2 separate regions of the Homo sapiens genome follow, and region 1 is linked to region 2. Evidence: read pairs that join two places in POLR2A ChIA-PET (ENCODE). Cell type or tissue: Caco-2. All regions are shown on one strand. Region 1 has its middle 170 kb from the start of TRK-TTT1-1. Region 2 has its middle 110 kb from the start of TRK-TTT1-1.

What was found. ChIA-PET counts read pairs that join two places held together with the same protein. Peaks named below come from ENCODE experiments on the same cell type or tissue, not always from the same donor. Only the 100,000 strongest peaks of a DNase experiment are listed, where the experiment ranks them.
Region 1: POLR2A ChIA-PET joins it to region 2 with 8 read pairs; 2 of 35 experiments call an interaction of 5 or more read pairs at or near these places.

Annotation. Positions count from the first base shown.
Region 1 is chr16:73,649,805-73,653,804 of GRCh38, forward strand. It overlaps a transcript of ZFHX3 not described here. Among named protein-coding and RNA genes, the nearest start is that of TRK-TTT1-1, 170 kb to the left of the region's middle. In Caco-2, no CTCF peak of the experiment used is centred here; a DNase peak (open chromatin) is centred at 1,977.
Region 2 is chr16:73,583,021-73,587,020 of GRCh38, forward strand. It overlaps a transcript of ZFHX3 not described here. Among named protein-coding and RNA genes, the nearest start is that of TRK-TTT1-1, 110 kb to the left of the region's middle. In Caco-2, no CTCF peak of the experiment used is centred here; no DNase peak of the experiment used is centred here.

The DNA.
Region 1 (4,000 bases), 67 kb after region 2:
ATAGCAATAATTCATAAGAGTCCAAAGGCCAAAGGAGGGAGGTAGAATCAAAAGGGTAGCTAGAGTAATTCTGACCCTGGCAAGAGGAAATCTGCATTTGATCGAAGCACTGGTGTGGTTCAGATAGATCTGGATGTGAGTCACGGCTCTAGCACTTGAAGAAAAATAGTTGTATAAGGATAAACAACTTATTTATCTGTGCGTCAGTTTACTCATTTTTAAAATGAGAAAAATAATGGTAACCATGTCTTGTGAAGACCATGGTTCCCAAAAAGTTGGAGTCAAGAACTTAAAATGGCAGGCTCTGATCATATACCTTCTGTCCATAACTCTGAATTTTCTCCCAAAGTGGAATAGCAGGACTTGTTATTCATAACCTGAATCATGGTTCAAATAAGAACCTTTAAGTAGCTATTTAAGATTATCAAAGATCTGAAAACATAGCAAAAAAATTAGCTCAAAATATCAGAGAAAGCAGAAGAAGCCCAAAGATGGAAGCAGAGTACTAAAGCTTTTTTTGCCCTAAGCGCATTTTCCAAAAAAAAAAAACAAAAACAAAAAAGCAAACTTCTCTAAATTAAATGGGATCTCAAAGACTTAACACCCTCAGAATAAGAGTAAGTGCTACCCCCAGCCCTCCTTCACTCTCAGGGGACTGACTTAAAGTTGTCTGAGCACTGAATAGAGCAGAGAGAAAAAAATGACATCAAAAAGCTATCCTCACTTAGATTTGCAGAATAATAATTCCTTGATTAGAAATATTCTAATTTATTTTTACCAATCAGCTATTTTCCTCCAAAATCACTTCCACCCTTTGGATGGATAATTTTGCCCTTCGACATTTTTTAAAGCTAAGTAATCACATTAGCTAAGTAATCAAAAACGAAACAACAATAACAACAAAAATTAAGGTGACAAATTCAATTTAGGGTGGTCTTGAAGGTACTTCTCTTAGGTGCCTGGCTAAGCAGATTTAACTCCTGTATGGAGGGAGTACCTTTATCCTAGGTCTCAAAACCCACAGATAGTGATTTTCAAGGACATTAAATAGCTCAGAATAAAAAGAAATGCAAGTATGTTAGGGAAAAATGCAAAAGAACAACTATGTCAGGAAGAAAAATAGAAAAAGACAAATGACCAAAACAGACCTATACACATAAATTATAAGGCACAGTTTATAAGACACTTACGATTATCAAGGTGTAATAAACAAAATAAGAATAAAAATTAAGCTTTAAAATATATGCAGGACACTATAAAAATATGTTCTAACAGATTTGATAAAGTACAAAAGAGAACTTCTAGAAACAAAAAATATAGAAATTGAAATAAAAAACACAATAAATCCATATAACAGCAGATTAGAAACAGCCAAAGAGAAAGCAGGCAAATGGGAGTATTAGTCAGATGAAATTATCCAGAATACGAGGAGAAAAAAAAAAAGCAGGGAAATGAAGAAGTTAAGACTCAGGGGATGATATAGTAAGAAGGCCTAATCTATTTTATGGGAGTTCTAAAAAGAGGATAGAGAGAATTGGCAAGAATTATTTAAAGAGAAAATGAGTGTTTTCTAGAAAGTAATAAGAAACAACTGTCCACAGGTTCAGTTTGAGAAGCTGTTAAGATCCAAAGCAGTATTAAATAAAAAAGGAAGAAAGCAACACACACTTGGAAACATCACAATGAAACTACAGAATACTAAAGACAATATATACAATCTTAAGAACAGTAATAATATAATAAAAAGACAAGGCCGGGCACGGTGGCTCACGCCTGTAATCCACTACTTTGGGAGGCCGAGGTGGGCAGATCACGAGGTCAGGGGATCGAGACCATCCTGGCTAACATGGTGAAACCCCATCTCTACTAAAAATACAAAAAAAAAAAAAAAAAAAAAAAAAAAAGCCGGGCGTGGTGGCAGGCTCCTGTAGTCCCAGCTACTCGGGAGGCTGACTCAGGAGAATGGCATGAACCCGGAAGGCAGAGCGAGCAGTGAGCGCAGATCACGCCACTGCACTCCAGCCTGGGTGACAGAGCAAGACTCTGTCTCAAAAAAAAAAAAAAAAGAGACAAATTGACTGGACATCTGACATCTTGATAGCCACAATGGAAGTCAAAAGACAGTAGAATTAATCTTCATTATGGTAAAATAAAATACTTAAAAAATTAGAATTCCATATCCAGAGAAAACATCTTTTAAGAGTGTTTTAAACCCTCTACACAGGGACAGGATAGACCCTCACCAAAAATCTGGTTTGGATGTTGAGAATGATGATGTCATACACACACCAAGAAGATGTGAAAAGATGTATTACTTATGTAATTGAGTCTTTTCTGGGAAGAGCTTAGAGGGCAAGGAAAGGAGATTGGCATGGGGCTTTTATAGTGGTAAGGAGGTGGACCCAAAGTGAGGGCTCCCACATGTGGGCAGGAGCTTATGTGCTACCACTCGTACCAAGGAGAGAACACTTTGGCTTTTTTATAAGCTTGCCCAGTTGTGGATCATAGGGAAAGAAAAATAAGATGAGGCTTAAAAGCAGTCAGCAGTTAAACACCAAAAAATGAAGTTAGAGTCCTTATTACAAACAGTAATAGAGGAAATAAAGACTTCTTTTAAACAAATAAAAACTGAAGATTTGCCACTGGAATATTCTCACTAAAGAAAATAAAATTTTTTGAGAAGGCAGAAGGAATCCCAAGAGGAAGTTCTCAGATACAAGAAGAAGATAAAAGAAAGAGCTAAATATGTGGACTCATTCAAATGAACATTGACACGAAATTAGTGACAATTCTTGGAAAGAATTTAGACACATGTATGACAAAATTATGTATGTTTGAAAGGGAGTAAATGAAGTTAACGTGTTAAAGGTATTGATTAGCTGGAGAAAGTGTCTGGAGAAACTGTAAAGGTATTGATTAGCTTTAGATTTTGATAAGTATACCTCCTGCAATTTCTAGGAAAAATAAATAAAAGAATGAAAATAAAGTGTATTATTTCCATATGAATACAAAAAATAGAATGATGAAAAATAATTAGAGAATACAAAATACAATGGCAAATTTAACACTGATTGCATTAAACACAAAAGTAAATGAACCAACAGCCCCAATTCTCCAATTAAAAAATAAATGGCAGACTGAATAAAAACAAAATCAATTCATAATGATGTTTATAAAAGACATATCTACAAAATAAAGATACAAAATATTGATACTAAGAAGATAGAAAAAGAAAGAACGTGAACATATCAACCAGAAGAAAAGTGGTGTAGCTATATTAGCAAAAGTATAGATTTTAAAACAAAAAGTATTGACAAAGAATGTTACTTTATTGTAATAAAGATTTAATCTACACTTGTCTTGCTAATTATTGGATGGACAGAAAAAAGTCAATGAGAATAAAGAAGATTTAAATAACATGATTAACAAACTTGACCTAATAACCTGTGTGGAACATTATACTCAGCAACTACACAACAGATTTCTTCCCCAAGTACACACAGAACACTTACAAAAATTCACCATATGATGATCCATAAAGCAAGTTTTAAACAACTTCTAAGAACTGAAATTATACAGAGCATTTTCTCTGATCAGACCTCAATTAAACAGAAATCATTAAACAAAAATAAAACTAGAAAATCTCCCATCAGTTTGGAAATTAGAGAAATATTGTTCTAAATAACTATGGCTCAACAAAGGAATCTAATGGAAATTGCACATCTAAAAATGCATGGTAATGAAATACACTACATATAAAAACTTGTGAGATATAACTAAAGCAATACAAATTTATTAGTGAAAATTCGGAAAAGTTATGAAGGGCAATGACTACTTTCCCATTTCTAAATTGTGTAAAAATAGAAAAAAAACCCACCCAAAACAAACAAAAGGGAGTGAAAGTAAAATAGTATATAAACTAGATTTAATAAAACAGAATGTGTTGAAAAACTAAAGGTGGTTCCTTGAAAGGAGTAAAATTGTAAAACATTTAGTGATA
Region 2 (4,000 bases):
TAGTCTTAGGATGTAAGAAAATTAAAACTGCAGGGTTGTGGGAAGTGTCTACAAACCACAGCTTTCCCAGCTATGGAGACGCTGACATGGCCTTGGAAAATACTTGCAGAAAACTCAACCTGCACTGACAATATCTGGGCCAATCAGGTTCCTTTCCTTCTCATCTGCTCCCATTCCTGTACATCCCTCTTCCCCAAGAAATGAGCCTATAATATCTATTCCAGATGAATATGCTCCCATTTGAAACAAACCTAGAAAATCTAAATAAAAGTTTTTAAAATCCACAACTAATCTTAAAAAAGAAGAAACCTGTGGTACTAAGAAGGAAAAAACAGGTTGAAAACCAGAGAGTTAACTGCATGAGCTGACACTGTGGATAGTGTAGTAAGAATAGGGCATGCATTTCAAATTTAGGACCCCAGAGATACCAGTTTTAATGACTAGGTAGAGATAGAAAATAAGATTGTGTGTCCTGTGTGCTGTGGAGTTAAAATAACGCCCACATAATTTGGGATCATCAAAGAAATTTTGCCATTCTCCTCAGGGAGATAACAATGAAATTTATCACTACCTGGGATTTGGGTAGAAAATAAGTTCTACTTGTATAGGCAAGGCAAATCCCAGAAATTAATGCACCACAAAATCTTTCTGGATAGACATGTTCAATTCTATCATGCTTAATTCAATTCATGTAACAAATGTCCCACTGTAAATAAACTCACAATTGACAAAATATAACATAAAAAACTATCTTGAAAGAGAATCGGCAAAACCCAATAAACAGAGTATTAAGACCCTCTAGAACTTCTAGTAAAATTGGACAGATTCTGATCAGATTCTGATAGAGACTGTAATATGAACGTATACAAAATGATTAACACTATATAAGAAATAATAAAAAGAATAGGAAAAAATTACTCACTATGAAACATGAAAGGGCAAATAAAAAATAAATAGTACATTTACAAATTTTTAAAAATATGCTTAGACATTGAATTCTAAAATCTCAAAAAACAGGCTAAAGAGCAGATTGGAAATAGGTGAAGACAGAATTAGTGAATTGGAAGATCTATCTGAATAACTCATGCAGAGCATAGTACAGAAAGACAAAAATACAGAAAATGTGAAAAAGTGGTTAAGTAAGATTTAGAGGAAGAAGTTCTAACATACATCTAATTGGAGTCCCAAACGATGAGAAAGAAAGAGAATGAGGCAGAGGATATGTTTAAAATAATAGACAAGTAATGGAAGTCAGATTAATAGAGCCTAGTAAATCCTAAGTAGAACAAATAACAGTAAATCCATATCTAAACCTCTCATAATGAAATTTCAGAACAGCAAAGACAAAGAAAAGACCTTAAAAGTATATAATGTATCTTTAGAGGAGAAACAGATAGACAGCTGACTGCTGATCATCAACAATGGAAGTGAGAAGCCCACAGAATAAAATCAGCAATATGTTAAGAGAAAGTAACTAGAAGTGTACACTTCAACAGATAGTGGGGAAAAAATATTTTAAGAACAAAGGTGAAAACCCAAAACAGCTTGCCAACATCAGGGCATTACTAAAGGAAAGTCTAAAGGATATACTTTGGACATTATGAAAATTTTTGTAAAGTCAAAGATGAAGACGGGATAAGGTCAGGTCATAGGCATGGGCAAAGATTTTATGATGAAATCGCCAAAAGCAATTGCAACAAAAGCAAAAATTGACAAATGGGATCTAATTAAACTAGAGAGCTTCTGTACAGCAAACAAACAACCATGAGAGAGAACAGACAACCTACAGAATGGGAGAAAATTTTTGCAATCTATCCATCTGACAAAGGGCTAATATCCAGAATCTACAATGAACTTAAGCAAATTTACTAGAAAAGAAACCCATTAAAAAGTTGGCAAAGGACATGAATAGACACTTCTCAAAAGACGACATACATGTGGCCAACAAACATGAAAAAAGCTCAACATCACTAATCATTAAAGAAATGCAAATCAAAAAATGAAATACCTTCTCACACCAGTCAGAATGGCAATTATTAAAAAGTCAAGAAACAACAGCTGCTGGTGAGATTGTGGAGAGACAGGATCACTTTTACACTCTTGGTAAAACAAACAGGTCAGGTGCGGTGGCTCACACTTGTAATCACAGCACTTTGGGAGGCCGAGGTGGGCGGATCACGAGGTCAAGAGATCGAGACTATCCTGGCCAACATGGTGAAACCCCATCTCAACTAAAAATACAAAAATTATCTGGGTGTGGTGGCGGGTGCCTATAATCCCAGCTACTGGGGAGGCTGAGGCAGGATAATCACTTGAACCCTGGAGGCGGAGGTTGCAGTGAGCTGAGATGGTGCCACTGCCCTCTGGCCTGCCAACAGAGCGAGACACCATCTCAAAAAACAAACAAAACACACACTGGGGCTTGTCGGGAGGTGGGGGCAGGGAGAGCATAAAAGACAAATAGCTAATGCATGTGGGGCTTAATACCTTGGTGATGGGTTGATAGGTGCAGCAAACCACCATGACACATGTTTACCTATGTAACAAACCTGCACATCCAGCACATGTATCCCAGAACTTAAAACAAAAACAAAACAAAAAACAGCAAAAACAAACAACAAAAAGATGTGATAAGGAAGGAAAGGCACAGGGAGTGAAAACTATGTGTGTGAAACTAAAGAAACATTGACTTGATATGTAATGACTTGTGGGATTAAATGAGTAGAAACAAATCATGGCAGGAGCAGTTGGTAGGTAGTAAGTGCAGTTAAAATGTTTCAAGGTCTTGGATGTTTCAGGAGTAGGAAAATGTACTGATTAATTTTGGAATTTGATTAACTTATACGTAATTAACAAAAAGAAAGAAAAAAAGGCATTTAACTTCCAAAGTAGTAGTAGAAAAAAATAAACGTGGGATAACCAACTAATCCAAAAGAAGGTAAGGAGGAAATAAAATGTATATGGAAACACAAATATAAAATACAAAATAAGATAATAACACAAAATAAGAAAATTCTAAACTAAGAAAATAGACAGGGACTACAACTATATATTGTTTTTAATAGACATATTAAAACATACACAAAAGCCAGGCATGGTGGCTCAAACCTATAATCCCAGCACTTTGGGAGGCTAAGACAGGAGGATCACCTGAGGTCAGGAGTTCAAGATGAGCCTGGCCAACATGGTGAAACCCCGTCTCTGTTAAAAATAAAAAAATCAGCTGGGTGTGGTGGCACATGCCTGTAATCCCAGCTACTCAGGAGGCTCAGGCATGAAAATCACTTGAAACCAGGAGGCAGAGGTTACAGAAAGCTGAGATCGCACCACTGCACTCCAGCCTGGGTGACACAGCAAGACTCTATCTCAAAACAAACAAACAAACAAACAAACAAACAAACAAACAAAAAAACATACAGAAAAGTTGGAGGTAAAAAAAAAAAACCATAAATGAAACACTCTGGGAGGAAAAAACAACCTACTACAGCTATACTATTATTATTGGATAAAATAGACTTTAATTTAAAAATGTACTATAAGTATCAGTTCCTCAGAAAGATTTTTGAAAAAAATAAAATGTACTTCATGACACAGCCTCATATATATAAAATAAAAATTGATAGGATTACCAGGAGAAACAAGCAAATCAACTGTCTTTGATGAAGGTTTTAACTCATTTATGTTATTGGCAGATGAGGCAGACAGAAGATCAACAAATATATGGAGGATCTGAAAAACACAAAACTAAAATTGACCTAATGGACATATTGTTTTACCACATGAAATAGTTAGTATTAGATGACTTAAAAATTGTCTGAGGTTAGTGAAATTCATATCTAATATATATTCTATTATAGTCTGTTTAGCATTTTTAATAGAATTCTATTCCTTAATTTTCTTTGTTAATTGGGCTGTTTTTGCTATTATTTTTTCCACTATGTAAATACTGATGTCTTCCAAAGAATGCTGAATACTTTTAAAAAATATGAATGTAAACACA